Linked DNA regions of Homo sapiens: region 2 is linked to region 1. Evidence: chromatin contacts called from ENCODE Hi-C or POLR2A ChIA-PET data. All regions are on one chromosome and are shown on one strand. The core of a region is the stretch at or near the end of the contact, and the rest is flanking DNA. Distances in the headings are between cores, read along the strand shown. Region 1 overlaps RASSF2 (Ras association domain family member 2). Region 2 overlaps TMEM230 (transmembrane protein 230).

The links. Hi-C counts contacts between places; a loop is a spot of excess contacts on that map. ChIA-PET counts read pairs that join two places held with the same protein, here RNA polymerase II (POLR2A). Pooled maps may share reads with other maps.
Region 2: a loop to region 1 is called in a map of right lobe of liver, with 3 times the contacts of the local background. The contact joins two enhancer-like sites. A Hi-C loop is called at or near these places in 2 of 168 maps with a recorded cell type or tissue (breast epithelium and right lobe of liver) and 3 of 50 pooled maps. POLR2A ChIA-PET finds 5 or more read pairs at or near these places in 4 of 52 experiments (CD8-positive, alpha-beta memory T cell, PC-9, T-cell and 1 more).

Annotation. Positions count from the first base shown.
Region 1 is chr20:4,783,439-4,791,345 of GRCh38, reverse strand. It overlaps RASSF2 (Ras association domain family member 2), which reads left to right. Exons shown (of 12, transcript NM_014737.3): 7 at 735-895; 8 at 1,649-1,750; 9 at 3,078-3,129; 10 at 3,592-3,713; 11 at 5,018-5,115; 12 at 7,004-7,907. The coding sequence ends at 7,073. Among named protein-coding and RNA genes, the nearest start is that of RASSF2, 36 kb to the left of the region's middle. Within about 2 kb of position 3,410, at least 2 of the 41 ENCODE cell types and tissues checked have a DNase peak (open chromatin) inside an H3K27ac peak, as active enhancers do.
Region 2 is chr20:5,096,713-5,104,619 of GRCh38, reverse strand. It overlaps TMEM230 (transmembrane protein 230), which reads left to right. Exons shown (of 4, transcript NM_001009925.2): 4 at 3,689-4,770. The coding sequence ends at 3,829. It also overlaps the pseudogene RNA5SP474. Among named protein-coding and RNA genes, the nearest start is that of TMEM230, 12 kb to the left of the region's middle. Within about 2 kb of position 3,704, at least 2 of the 41 ENCODE cell types and tissues checked have a DNase peak (open chromatin) inside an H3K27ac peak, as active enhancers do.

The DNA.
Region 1 (7,907 bases), core at 2,161-4,660:
CCATCACCACCATCCATCTCCAGAACTCTTTCCATCTTGTGAAACTGAAACTCTGTACCCATTAAACTCCCAATAGCTCCCCACATCCTTCTCTCTTTAGCTCCTGGCAACCACCATTCTACTCTCTGTCTCTGTAATTTTGTATGTACCTAGAATGTACTTACAGTGTACCTCAATTATATGTGGTACACTTATATGAGGTACACTCTAAGTATCTCATATAAGTGGAATCATTCAGTATTTGCTGTTTTGTAATTGGCTTGTTGCACTTAGCATAATGTCATCAAGGTTCATCCGTGGGTAGCATGTGTCAGAGTTTGTTTGCAGTATCTTGTTAGCTCTTATATCATGCTTATCCTGTGCCAGGCACTATTCTAAGTGCTTTATGTATACTAACTCATTTAAACCCTCAGCAACCCTCTGAGGTGGGTGTTATTATTATCCCTATTTTATATATAAAAGCACCGAGGCACAGAGAGGTTAGTGATATATGGCAATCATGGAGCAGGGATTTGAACCCAGGGAGTCCGGCTCTGAAGTCTGTTCTCTGAACTTTTCCTTGTATAGGTTCTCTGTAAATTCTGCATTATGTTTTTCCCCCAGCAGAAAATATTATTTGTATAAAATATATATTTGTGGAGACAGTGGGTGCTGTCGCACTGGCCACAAATTGGGGACCATGTGCCATGTCCCAGGTCCAGACAGACAGAGTTCATTTCCCTCTCCTCTCTCAGACTCCAGGGGCCTGAAGCCCCTGCAGGAGGACACCCCACAGCTGATGCGCACACGCAGTGATGTTGGGGTGCGTCGCCGTGGCAATGTGAGGACGCCTAGTGACCAGCGGCGAATCAGACGCCACCGCTTCTCCATCAACGGCCATTTCTACAACCATAAGGTAAGGTGGACAGGGGGACGGGGAGGGTGGAAGACCTCTTCCTGGGTAGATGCCACCTCAGGGCTACAGCCATATGGTGGGTGGTGTGGATGCCTGGGAAGCCAAGTGTTTGCTGCTGTTTAGTCTTTGGGTTGTGGGTGGGCTGCAAGCCCTGCTGGCTTCCTGAGGGCTGAGGGACCCCAGGTCAGAAGCCTCAAAGTCCCCCTGTGGGTTCCCCTTAAGGTGGTGGGTGAATTCAGTGGGGCTGTACAAAGCAGTCCCTGCTGTAGCCTTGAAGACCCCATAAACGCAGCTCATCAGTCTCTCCCAAGAAAATCCACGTGTTACCCTCTTCCTGCACACTGTGCCCCCAGCTGGTGTATGGTCTGGCTTTTCCCAGAGCTGAAGCAGAGCTGCAGGTCTCAGACCTGGGGTGTCAGTGCACCACCCACCCCACCCCATCTTGCTGATCCCTCCTTTCCTCCTGCTTTGTTCAAATCCTACCCCCGGAGGCAATACATGGTGGGAGAGTGGTCAGAGACAGCCTTGTGCTGAAGTCCCAGAGGAAGGGTCTTTTTGAGCGTGGAGCATGAACTGAATTATGCAAACCCCGAGGGTTGCTTTGTCTACAAAGCCTGCTGCTTGCCAGTCTGCCGGGGGCTCCCAGGGAGTACATTCTGAGTATCGTTGTCACTGTGCCCTGTACCGCACCTGGATTTTAGCACTGGGTCCTTGTTCCCACTCCCACCCTGAGCTGGGCCCTTCTATTGACAGACATCCGTGTTCACACCAGCCTATGGCTCTGTCACCAACGTCCGCATCAACAGCACCATGACCACCCCACAGGTCCTGAAGCTGCTGCTCAACAAATTTAAGGCAAGTTCCCTTTGCTGAGTGGCCACAGATGGGGTCACAGCTGTGCCTTGGGACTCCTAGAGTGGTTGTGCGAGGAGCTATGGAAATTGTGTGTTTTGTGGGATGCTGAGCAGAGGGCTTCGGTTCTTTAGATCCTCACGATCCAGGACAAAGTCCACAGAATCAGCATCAGCATCACCTGGGTGCTTGTTAGAAATTCAGATTCTCAGGCCCCACCCCAGACCCACTAAATCAGAAATTGTGAGGGGTAGGCCAGGGACGCCGTCTAACAAGCCTGCAGGGGATTTGGATGCCTACCGAAGTTTGAGAAACATCAGCCCTCAAATCCTTTATGGGCTACTTTAGAAGGACCCTGGGGCCTGCTGACTGGTTTTGGGCTCAGTGCGAAGATTGACTTCTGGGACACAGTTGGGAAACCTACTTTGAAATATGATACTTAAATAGACGTGCAAATTATAGTGCAGGAGTGCTTTTAAAGTTCTGTTGCTCTGTGTTTTCCACAATCTCTTGGAGACCAGAGATCTTTTGGAGACCAGGTGTTCTTATTTTTAATGGAAGCCAGTGTAGCCTAACAACCTAAGAACACAGGCTCTGGGTTCAAATCTCCACTGAGCACCTGCTAGTTGGATGAATTGGGCAGGTTACTTAACCTGCCCCTGCCTCTGCTTCGTCATCATAAAATGAGGATAATGGGACTTCACTATGGTATCGTCGTGAGCATTAGATGGGTTGAAGCCTTTAACATTTGTAGAACTATGCCTGGCACATTGCAATAGACGATAGCTGTTATCTATCCTAGTCGTGTGCTACAGAATGACCAATTTGGTCAATGATGCACCACATATACGACAGTGGTCCCGTAAGATTATAATCCATTTTTTATGGTACCTTTTCTGTGTTTAGATATGTTTAGATACACAAATGCTTACCATTGTGTTACAAGTGCTTACGGCATTGAGTACAGTAACATGCTGTATAGGTTTGTACACTAGGAGCAATAGGCTATATACCATATGGCCTAGGTGTGAAGTAGGCTATGCCATCCAGGTTTCTGTAAGCACACTCTATGATGTTTGCACAACAATGAAATTGCCTAGTGACACATTTCTCAGAATGCATCCTCGTGGTTAAGTGCATGACTGTATTATTGATAAAGTCATCTGCCTTCTCGATCTTCTCATCACTTCTGAGAGTTGTAGATAAATAGCTCTCCCCTCAAAACAGCCTAAAATTGACTTAGCTTTGCATTGCTAAAGAAGAGGAAAAGCCTCGAAGTTGGGATGTTTAAATAGAAACTTTCAACAAGAATCTTTTGCTCCTGCTTCAGATTGAGAATTCAGCAGAGGAGTTTGCCTTGTACGTGGTCCATACGAGTGGTGGTAAGTCTGAAGACCACAGTGTACTTTAAAACTTCTAATTAACTCAAAATAGCAAGTTAAAAAAATACCTCTGCCTCCTTTGCTTGTTGTTTGAGTTTTGGAAACTTCCAAATGTTGTTTGCCTTCAAGGCTGATGGGCTTGCTGTATGAGTCTACTAGGGATTGCCTTATATGGCCAGTAAACAAATTCTAAACCTAACTGCCTATTAAAAGAGGAACTAGATTTTCTTAAGAGACAGATAAACCCAATTCCTCCAAGGAGTTTGAGGCATGGTGGTATTGTTGAGGGGTGAGGAGTGGGAGGAAGTTGCTTTTCACAACACCTATGGAATAGTTCACTTATAAATCAGTCTCCTGACGTATATGGCGGCATCTCCTAAGGTGCCTTTGGACCCCTGCATTAACCACTACTTAATGTGAGAAAGGCCTCTCAGGGCTGCTCCTGGGTGTGTGTGGTTGCAGAGAAACAGAAGCTGAAGGCCACCGATTACCCGCTGATTGCCCGAATCCTCCAGGGCCCATGTGAGCAGATCTCCAAAGTGTTCCTAATGGAGAAGGACCAGGTGGAGGAAGTCACCTACGACGTGAGTTCCCTTTGGGTCAGGCGATCTGTCCTCAGGAGGGTGGGGATTTGGTTGGACCACCTGTAACTGGGGTATAGAATGACTTTTTTGACCAACGACCATGCCCCCTTTTACTTCTTCAGCACCAGGTTCTCTCGAAGCCAGCTTTTGCAGAGTAACAAACATCTCCAAATCATAGTAGCTGACAACAGCAAACATTTGCTTTTTTGCCCATGATTCTGTGGTCTAGTAGCAATGGCTCTACTCTAAGTATGGGTTGAGTTCAAGTCTGCACTGTGTGACTCACCCAGAGGCCCAGGCTTTTGGGGCAGTAGTTACTGCACATGGGTGTGGTCCTCATGGCAGATGGCGGAGCATGAGAAACCAGGCCAAATCATGTAAGCATATTTGAAGCCTCCACTCAGATTTGGTGTGTCATGTCCACACACATTCCACTGGCCAAAGCCAGTCACATGGACAAGCTCAGCATTAATAGGGTAGAGAAATGTACTTATCCCAGGGAGAAGAGTTGATAGAGCAGGGTGGGGATTCTTGTGGGGAAAGGGAAGCCATTTTTTAACTTTTTTTTTTTTTTTGGGATGGAGTCTCGCTCTGTTGCCCAGGCTGGAGTGCAGTGGCACCTCCCTGGTTCAAGCTATTTTCCTGCCTCAGACCCCTGCGTAGCTGGGACCACAGGTGTGCACCACCATGCCTGGCTAATTTTTGTATTTTTAGTAGAGACGGGGTTTCACCATGTTGGCCAGCTGGTCTTGAACTCTTGACCTCAAGTGATCCGCCCGCCTCAGCCTCCCAAAGTGCCGGGATTACAGGCATGAACCACGATGCCTGGCACCGTTTTTAAACTTTAACTCACCCCATAGCCACCCACAGCCTCTCCAAAGCGAGTTCATATTTGGATGCTTGTTTGAGCCTTGAGACCCAAATCGTCATCTGGAACCCTGATTCCTTCCATTCTCTTAGGGGAGAACAAAGGGGTTTATTAAACATAATGGGTTCAGTTCTTTCTCTGCATCACTGTGTCAAAAGAAAGTACTTTTCTGTGTTTGGCTTCACCTCATCATGAATTGAATGCATGACATGAAAAATGAGAAGTTATGAGATGGTGTCACGTAAGCGAAGCGATCATCGCAGACTCCTTCCCACCCTGGTGAGGAATGAGGCTTGGCTGCTGCCTTTAAGGAAATCCTGGGTTTCTGAAAAAAATAGACTTCCCAAGGCTTTGTGCCTTGTATAAGGACAACCCTGAAAGGAATTGGAATAATGCTGGGAAGGGCATTCACCCAGACTTGCTTCTTTCTCTCTAGGTGGCCCAGTATATAAAGTTCGAGATGCCGGTACTTAAAAGCTTCATTCAGAAGCTCCAGGAGGAAGAAGATCGGGAAGTAAAGAAGCTGATGCGCAAGTAAGTGTGGCTTCTGGGGCACTGGGTGCACTTCTCCTGGGGCCTCAACAGAGGGGCCTCTGCTGGGTCCTCGCAGGGACTGTGCTGAGCTGCTGCATGGGCCTGAGTCTCGGCTTTCTTTGGAGGGCTGCCCATTGACAAACCTGGATTTCAAGTGAGGACGTGACAGTTAAGTGTGTTCATCTACTTCTTGTGTCAGCTTCTCGTTTTGATGTGGGACATCAAAGTGTCTCTTGTCCTCCCTCTTATGGAAAGACTCTGAAAAGAAGGTGTTGGTTTAAAATTTCTTTGGGGTCTAGATGCAGAAATAGGGAAGGTGACTGTACGCTGGTTTCTTAAGTATACGATCAGGCTCCCAGCAGGAGACAGATGCTCACTCCGATGAGGGTCTTTGACGGGTGTTTGAAGAAGGGACTATTTGCGAAGACTTGGGCAGAGTCTGGGGTAACCTCAAGGGATAGTGCAGTCCCTGGGGCTAGTGTTACCACCCCTTGCCTGAAGGGGTGAAGGCAAGGAGTGCTAACCAAGACCCGGAGGTTCCAGGGATTTCAGGAAGGCTGTCTTAGCCGTGGATGTAGCCTGAGCTACTGGCCTCCAAAATCCTCTCCTCTCCCCCTTCCTCCCTTTGTAACATTTATCTTCTGGAAATTGCATTTGGATTGAAAAATAAAGCGGCTTTCTGGGAAGGATTTTGTGATTTCTTTGCTATGTTTAGTCATAGAAGAGACTGCCTTTCATAGATATGGTGGAATTAATGATTCATTTTTGCCACTGGAGAATAAAGCCGCTGCTGGATTTGCTGTATCGATGATCATAACTAGTCTGATAACACACTGAACACTTACTATGTCCTAAAGTTTTTGTTGTTGTTGTTGTTGTTTTGTTTTGTTTTGACACAGAGTCTTGCTCTGTTGCTCAGGCTGGAGTGCAGAGATGCGATCTCGGCTCACTGCAACTTCTACCTCCCAGACTCAAGTGATTCTCCCGTCTCAGCCTCCCCAGTAGCTGGGATTACAGGCATGCGCCACCATATCTAGCTATTTTTTTCTTTCTTTCTTTTTTTTTTTTTTTTTTTGTATTTTTAGTAGAGACGGGGTTTTGCCATGTTGGCCAGGCTGGTCTTGAACTCCTGACCTCAAGTGATCCACCCTCCTCGGCCTCTCAGAGTGCTGGGATTGCAGGCGTGAGCCACCATGCCCAGCCAACTATGTCCTAAACTTTAAAAATAGCTTTTTCTGTGCAGCACAAATCCCTGAACATAAGGAATATGTCCATTGATCCCTGCACAACAGTGCCCACTCCTGCAGCTGCAGTGCCACGGCTCAGGGAAGTCGTGGGAAAACAGAACTCCCCCCAAGCCACGGACCTCCACGCCTAGTAGCTGCTATGGCCTCTTCTGCAAAATGCAGGTTCTGTTATAAGGTTGAACCATACGAAGTTGCCATTTTTGTAGGATCCCCAAGAGGGTCAACTGTTAGCAATTTTATATCATCTAGCCTAGGTGAGGGTTCATGAGCTGCTGTGCATATGAAGTACTATGCATAGTGTCTTGGACATAGTAAGCAAACGCACTGAATTCGTAGAATGCTTATTATTGCTGTTGTTTTTTTTTACCTTTTTTTTTTTTTTTTTTTTTTTGGCTAGATGTTCTACCCATAGTAAAATAATCTAATTTGGATTTGGCCTCTTTATTTCCTCTCATCGTGTTGTAGGAATGAACATAAGCAACAAAGTAGCTAAAGAGGGGTCAGTAATGGAAGCAAAGGAGCAGGGCACTTGACTGCACTGTTACCTGGTGTGACCTTGGTGTTACCCAGGTGGCCGGGAAGGTCCTGGGCAGGGGTGTGTTGCTGGCTGCTCTCCATCTGAGCCTGTTTCTTGTCTCCAGGTACACCGTGCTCCGGCTAATGATTCGACAGAGGCTGGAGGAGATAGCCGAGACCCCAGCAACAATCTGAGCCATGAGAACGAGGGGATCTGGGCACCCCAGGAACCGCCATTGCCCATAAGACCCCCAGGAAGCTAGGCACTTTCTTTCCATGGAAACATTTAGACACAAACCTCCCCAGCTCCGGCCAAGCCATCATTTGCTACCTGGAGCTGGATGTAGAAGTCAGCAGACAGCTCCCTATCCCTGGACCCCTGCCCTCCTTTTTTCTGCTCACAAGGACTTTTGATTTTAGTTATAAGGAGGACCCAAAATGTGTGTGTGTACATGTGTGTGCACACATGGTACGTGTCCATGTGCCTACCTGATACTTTCACATGTAATTAAATTCCAGGCAACCAGCACAAGAGCCGTGAGCTTGGCACATGTGCTGCTCGTGAGCAGGAAAATCAGAGGAGCCACTGATCTGAGTGGTATTTAGGTTGAAGGAAAGATTTCTCCTCTCAAGTGCCAGGGAGCAGCCACACGTCTGTCTGTGTTTAGAGAGGGAAGAGGGTTCTCCAGGTTCACCATTTGGGTTGTTTATATGTTGGTAGAAATTCTCCCTGTATGCCTAGAAGGATCAGTGAATGTAAGAGCCTTGGAAATTAACAAAATAACAGCCACATAACCTTGCGGCAAGTCTGATGGAAAGAAAAAGATAAACCATCCGTGGGGTAGATGCAATAAGCCCACGTATTTTTACACTGGAAACGTTGATTGTTTTAAATGACAAAGACATATGTGATGTTCTATGTGGAAACCTGTGAAGAGTGGATTCTGCCTCCATCTCTGCCTCCATGGCTACCTTTAGGAGACAGAGAAGATCCTGTGTGTTTCTCTGTACCCAGCTGACAGCCTGTCT
Region 2 (7,907 bases), core at 2,455-4,954, 310 kb before region 1:
GGTTGCTTCCAGATCTTGGCTGTTGTGAATAGTGCTGTCATAAATATGGAAGTGCAGATACCTCTTTGATAAACTGATTTCCTTTCTTTTGGGTATATACCTAGCTGTGATTGCTGGATCATATGGTAGTTCTATTTCATACTGTTCTCCATAGTGGCTATACTAATTTACATTCCCATCAACATTGTACGAGGGTTCCCTTTTCTCCACGTCCTCGCTAGCATTCGTTATTGCCGTTTTTTTTGGATAAAAGCCATTTTGGCTGGGTGCAGTGGCTCACGCCTGTAGTCCCAGCACTTTTGGAGGCCGAGGCAGGAGGATCACTTGAGCCCAGGAGTTCGAGACCAGCCTGCGCAACATAGCGAGACCTTGTGTCTATATTTTTTAAAAAGCCATTTTAACTAGGATGAGATGATATCTCATTGTAGTCTTGATTTGCATTTCTTTGATCAATGATGTTAAGCACCTTTTCATATACCTATTTGCCATTTGTATGTCTTCTTTTGAGAAATGCCCATTTTTGATTGGATTATTAGATTTTTTTTCCTACAGAGTTTGAGCTCCTTATATATTCTGGTTATTAATTCCTTGTCAGATGGATACTTTGCATATATTTTTTCCCATTCTGTGGGTTGTCTCTTCCTTTGCTGTACAGAAGCTTTTTAACCGGATGTGATCTCATTTATCTGTTTTTGTTTTGGTTGCTTGTGCTTTTGGGGGCATTACTCAAGAAATCTTTGCCCAGTCCAGCATCCTGGAGAGTTTCCCCCATGTTTTCTTATAGTAGTTTCATAGTTTTAGGTCTTACATTTAAGTGTTTAATCCATTCTCATTTGATTTTTGTATATGTCAAGAGATTTGAGGGGTCTAGTTTCATTCTTCAGCATATGGATATCCAGTTTTCCTAATACCATTTATTGAAAAGACTGGTTCTTTCCCCAGTGTATGTTTTTTTGTTTTTTGGTTTTTTTGTTTGTTTTTTTTTTTTTGAGACAGAATCTCACTGTGTCATCCAGGCTGGAGTGCAGTGGCACCATCTCGGCTCACTGCAACCTCAGCCTCCCAAATAACTGGGACCACAGGCATGTGCCACCACACTTGGTTAATTTTTTTTTCATTTTTTGTATAGATGAGGTTTTGCCGTGTTGCCCAGGCTGATCTCGAACTCCTAGACTCAAGCAGTCCAGGAGTACAGTGGTGTGATCACAGCTCTCTGCAACCTCAATCTTCAGGGCTCAGTCGATCCTCCCACCTCAGCTTCCCAAGTAGCTGGAGTTACAGGTGTGAGTCACCATACCTAGCTAATTTTTTTGTTTGTTTGGTAGAGATGAGATCTCATTATGTTGCCCAGGCTGGTCTTAAACTCCTAGGCTCAAGCAATCCTCCTGCCTCAGCCTCCCAAAGTGCTGGAATTACAGGCTTTAGCCACTGCACCCCTCTGACTATGTTTCCCGTTGTGTGTTAATTATGGTCAGTGTGAGGCCCACCCTAGCCTCCCAAAGTACTGGGATTACAGGCGTGAGCCACCACACCCGGTGGATGTAGAATTTTATCAAATGCTTTTCTAGCATCGATTGAAATAATCATATGGTTTTTGTCCTTCATTCTGCTGATACGATTTTATCACATTGATTGGTTTGTATAAGTTGAACCATCCTTGCCTCTCTGGGATAAATCCCACTTGGTCCTGATGAATGATCTTTTTAATGTATTGTTGAATTCAGTTTGCTAGTATTATCCTCCTTATTGAGGATTTTTGCATCAATGTTCATCAGGGATATTGGCCTATTTTTGTTTTTTCGATGTGTCTTTGCCTAGTTTTGGTATCAGGGTAAAACTGGCCTAGTAGAATCAGTTTGGAAGTATTCTCTCCATGTCTGTTCAGAATAGTTTCAGTAGGATTAGTATTCTTTTTTTTTTTTTTTTTTTTTGAGACAGGGTCTCATCTGTCATGCAGGTGTAGTGCAGTGGTGCGATCTCAGCTCACTGCAACCTTTGCCTCCCCGGCTTATGTGATCCTGCCACCTCAGCCTCACTAGCAACTGGGACCACAGGCATATACCACCATGCCCATCTAATTTTTGTATTTTTTGTCAAGACAGGATTTTACCATGTTGACCAGGCTGGTCTTGAAATCCTGAGCTCAAGCGATCTGCCTGCCTTGGCCTCCCAAAGTGCTGGGATTACAGGAGTGAACCACCATGCCCAGCCAAGTATTAATTCTTTAACTGGTATAATTCAGCAGCGAAACCATCTAGTCCCAGGCTTCTCTCTGCTAAGAGACTTTTTATTATGGCCTTAATCTCATTACTCTTTGTCTATTCAGGTTTTAGATTTTTTTCATTGTTCAATCTTTGTTTTTATATTCATGTCTGGTACAGCAGATTCCAGCAGAAAAACCAAAAAGATTTTCTTTTACATTTTGTTCTCTGTTGGCAAAACATGTTTTTCTTCCTTTGAGCAACAGTAAACTTCCATAGTTCCTATAGGGGAGGTGGTGGCAGGTAGGCAAACTTGGCCTCTGAGATATTAGACAGTTTGCCCTGTCATAGTTTGGAACAACATGGCTGAGCCTGGCATACAGGAGTCCTGATTGGTAAAGGGCTGTAGCTGGAGCAGCATGCTGTCATTGTAGCTGTGCAGTGCCATGGACATACTGTCAGTATTTGGAGAGAAATAGCAATTCTGTTATATGTGTGGGGTCACTGTGCCTCGTAAGTCAGTTCCTTCTTACAGTAGGTTTGGTTGGAGTTCCTGTTGAGCTTCAATATGAAACCTTAGAAACCTAAAGTAGTTGGTGGTTCTTTCTCATGGGCTGTCCCCACATACACAGTGTCCAAGTTGTCTTGAACCAATTCTGACTATAATTAACACACAACAGGGAACACAGCCAGCCAGGTGCAGTGGCTCAAGCCTATAATTCTAGCATTTTGGGAGGCTGAGGCAGGAGGATTGCTTGAGCCCCAGAGTTCGAGACCAGCCTGGGCAACATAGCGAGACCTCATCTCTACCAAACAAACAAATGTACAAAATGAGCCAGGTATGGTGACTGACACCTGTAACTCCAGCTACTTGGAGGCTGAGGTGGGAGGATCACTTGAGCCTGGGAAGTCGAGGTTGCAGTGAGCTGTAATCACACCACTGTACTCCAGCCCGAGCAACAGAGCAAGACTCTTACCTCAAAAAAAAAGAAAAAAGAGAAAGAAAAGAAAACCTGAAAGGCTGAGAAAAACACAGAGTTTATTGTAGTGGTATCTGTACAATTACAAAAGGTGAAAAACAACCAAAGTGTCCAGCAGCTGTATGTGGGGCAGTTAGGTAAAACTGTAGTATGTCCATTTCGGTGGAATGTTACACATCCTTACAGTTTAAATGTATGAAAAGGTTTTAATAATATTGGCCACAGGACACAGAGTATGGTGTGTTCACAACTAAGAGCTTTAAAAAAAGGAAAAGAAGCCAAAATATCTGGATGAGAATGGGTCATTTTTTTCTTTATAATTGTTAATATTTTGTAGTTTGTCTTCAATTTATAATCAGGAGGAAACCTTTTCCCTTGGTGGTATACAACTCAAAGAAAAAGTACTGAAGAGTATAAAATACTGATCTAAGGATTAGGTCTGTGACGTTTTATTTTAAAATGTGTAACTCTTACGGTACTAATGTGTTTGCCTCCTTCTGCCACCAGGGGGCAGACCGGGCCGTTCCAGTGCTGATCATTGGCATTCTGGTGTTCCTACCCGGATTTTACCACCTGCGCATCGCTTACTATGCATCCAAAGGCTACCGTGGTTACTCCTATGATGACATTCCAGACTTTGATGACTAGCACCCACCCCATAGCTGAGGAGGAGTCACAGTGGAACTGTCCCAGCTTTAAGATATCTAGCAGAAACTATAGCTGAGGACTAAGGAATTCTGCAGCTTGCAGATGTTTAAGAAAATAATGGCCAGATTTTTTGGGTCCTTCCCAAAGATGTTAAGTGAACCTACAGTTAGCTAATTAGGACAAGCTCTATTTTTCATCCCTGGGCCCTGACAAGTTTTTCCACAGGAATATGTATCATGGAAGAATAGAGGTTATTCTGTAATGGAAAAGTGTTGCCTGCCACCACCCTCTGTAGAGCTGAGCATTTCTTTTAAATAGTCTTCATTGCCAATTTGTTCTTGTAGCAAATGGAACAATGTGGTATGGCTAATTTCTTATTATTAAGTAATTTATTTTAAAAATATCTGAGTATATTATCCTGTACACTTATCCCTACCTTCATGTTCCAGTGGAAGACCTTAGTAAAATCAAAGATCAGTGAGTTCATCTGTAATATTTTTTTTACTTGCTTTCTTACTGACAGCAACCAGGAATTTTTTTATCCTGCAGAGCAAGTTTTCAAAATGTAAATACTTCCTCTGTTTAACAGTCCTTGGACCATTCTGATCCAGTTCACCAGTAGGTTGGACAGCATATAATTTGCATCATTTTGTCCCTTGTAAATCAAGATGTTCTGCAGATTATTCCTTTAACGGCCGGACTTTTGGCTGTTTCCTAATGAAACATGTAGTGGTTATTATTTAGAGTTTATAGCCGTATTGCTAGCACCTTGTAGTATGTCATCATTCTGCTCATGATTCCAAGGATCAGCCTGGATGCCTAGAGGACTAGATCACCTTAGTTTGATTCTATTTTTTAGCTTGCAAAAAGTGACTTATATTCCAAAGAAATTAAAATGTTGAAATCCAAATCCTAGAAATAAAATGAGTTAACTTCAAACATTTCAGAAAACATTTTAATGATTTTATGATATCTTTAATCCCAGTACCTAGATCTACCTTAGTTTCTAGGTAGCTGGCATTGTGGGTCACACTCAACTTTCCCTAACTCTGAGGTTATGGACTTGGGCAACTGGAAGCCTGGACATGCCATCAGCTGAGTTGCAAGGCTGTGGGAAGAGCAAGTTTTAGATGTCTACTCAATATCCAAGTGGAGCTGTTGAGGAGGCAGTTGCGATGCATGTGTGTGTCTAGAGTTTAAGAGTGGGTCTTGGATGGAAATAGAAATTTGGGAGTCAGCATTTGGACAGTATCTTAAAAGCTAGAGGGCTGTTTGAGATCACCAGTAGAGTGAGTATAGTTGGAGGAAAAAAAAAAAACTCAGGAAGTGAGGGACAAAGAGAGGGTGACCTGAAGCAGCCTCCAAGATTAGGGACTTTTGGTAATGGGAATGTTGACTGGGGAGTCCAGTAATCTAGAGTGCCTGAGCCTTGACAGTGAATATGTGAGGTGATACATAAAGCTTTATCTTGGAGAGTGGTTGCCGAGCAAAGCTCAGATCAGAAGGTTTTGGCCAACCAAATGATTTGGTTTTTTTATTTATTATTGATTGATTGATTTATTTATTTATTTATTTATTTATTTATTTATTTATTTATTTTGAGACAGAGTCTTGCTCTACTGCCCAGGCTGGAGTGCAGTGGCACAGTCATTTCTCACTGCAGCCTTGAATTCCTGGGCTCAAGTGATCTTCCCACCTTTGCCTCCCAAAGTGTTGGGATTATAGGCATGAGCTACTGAGCCTGGCCTATTTGGTCCTTTTTTAAAAAGTTGATGCTGCTGGTCAAAAAAATAAACAGAAGGGTATAAAGTGAAAAGTAAACATTTGGGCATGGAGTGGAGAGTGTACATTCACTCCAGCTTACCTCTCAAGATTTTCCAAATAAATTTCTTAATATACCCTTCCTGAAATGCTCTAAGCACATAAATATATATCTGGTTTTTAAAACTTGGGCTCCCATTGTATGGTTCTATAATTTCCCCCCCCCAATTCTATTTTGTATATCTTTCCATATCCATGGAGATCAGTCATATTCTTGTTAATGCACATTATAAGTGTAGTTTTTCATACTATGCATTTAGTAGTCATAGGATCAGAGCAGAAATCAACCAACTTCCTACCTGGGGTAGGAATCTCCTCCAGAGTCCCCTGAGGAATGACCTTTGCTGCTCTGTTTGAACATTCACACTTGTAATCTCATTCCAGCTGGCATTGTTACAGAAGTATCATTTATGAAGCCAAAATCAGACTCCCTGCAACTTCTGTGTTTTGACCATAGTTGTATTATTTGGTGTTTTATAGAAAAGACCTAAACCTCTACGGCCATACTACCCTGAATGCTCCCGACCTCATCTGATCTTGGAAGCTAATCCGGGTCAGGCCTGGTTAGTACTCGGACGGGAGAAAAGATCTAAACCTCCATAATAATGTTGAACATTTCTTGACCCCTTTGCCAGATATTCTGCCAAATACTTTCATTACATATCTCATTTTAATCCTTAGAAAAATCCTGAGTTAGCCGGGCACAGTGGCTCATGCCTGTAATCCCCGCACTTTGGGAGCCCGAGGCGGGCGGATCACCTGAGTTTGGGAGTTTGACCGTCCTGACCAACATGGAGAAACCCCATCTCTACTAAAAATACAAAATTAGTTGGGCGTGGTGACACATGCCTGTAATCCCAGCTACTTGGGAGGCTAAGGCAGGAGAATTGCTTGAACCCGGCAGGCTAAGGTTGCGGTGAGCCAAGATCGCACCACTGCACTCCAGCCTGGGCAACAAAGCCAGACTCCGTCTCAAAAAAAAAAAAAAAAAAAAAAAAAATCCTGAGTTAGATAAGATTCTTAGGTAGGAAGTAGGTGAGATATTTGGGATTAAAGCCTGGGCCTGGTACGGTGGCTCACGCCTGTAATCCCAGCACTTGGGAGGCCGAGGTGGGTGGATCACTTGAGGTCAGGAGTTCAAGATCAGCCTGGCCTAAAAATACAAAAATTAGCTGGGTGTGGTGGCGGGCACCTATATCCCAGCTACTCAGGAGGCTGAGGCAGGAGAATCACTTGAACCCGGGAGGTGGAGGTTGCAATGAGCCTAGATCACACCACTGCACTCCAGATGGTGACAGAGTGAGACTCCGTCTCAAAAAAATAATAAAACAAAAAAAAATTATAAGGCAAAGCCTGAATTCCCTTTACCAGATATGACAGCCAAATGCTTTTAGGTACTGGGCCAGTGAAGAAATGGGGGAGGTGGGTATGGACAGTAGAAGTAGTTGGGGAACCGTGGTCAGTTGTCAGATGTATATTTTACCTGAAAGTAACCTCCTCCCCACTCCAAAGTGTTGACCAGACTATATATCCTAACTTTTTTAAAGGATGTTCTTATTTGCAACAACTCTTATGCCTCCTGTTAGTCATTTCCAAGGCTAAAAACCCTCTCCAGTTGCTTCAGCTGTTCTGCATATGATGGAAATTTCAGATCCGTTGCCACTCTGGTGGGTCTCTTGGTTGAGCTTCACGTGGTCATACCAGAGGCACTTCTGTTCTGCCAGGAATTGTGAGGTGCTGGAGGTACAACAGGAAAATATAGGACTGGGGTAATGAGGAGCACAGGTTGCAAACTAGCAGCCACATGTTGGCCTGCGTTTGAGGATTTATTTTTTGAATTGTTCCATTTTATTTTCTGACCACCTATCCCCAAGTTCTTTTCGTTTCTAAAAAGGGAAATGTTCACATGATCTTGATTTGGGACTTGAAAAATCAGGTAGTCCTTCATTGCAGAGAGGCTCCAGCCAACTAAAGTAAGGTAGTACAAGTTTTAGCTGAGTAGCATTCTCCAGTTCACTAAAGTTTCCACCACTCTTTTATATCCAGCATGCTAATTTTCCTCACTAAGGGCAAAGACTGTGTTTTAAACCCTCCCACAAAGCCTAGCACAGTGCTTGTGGGCACTTAGGTTTATCAAATGAAGAGCTGGAATCGTGTGCATTTCCATCCCAGGACACCATGTTCCTTTGAGGTATGGATAGGTAGGCAAGTACCTACCTACATTTACGTCAGACTCCTAAATGGCCTTCCACCAGCT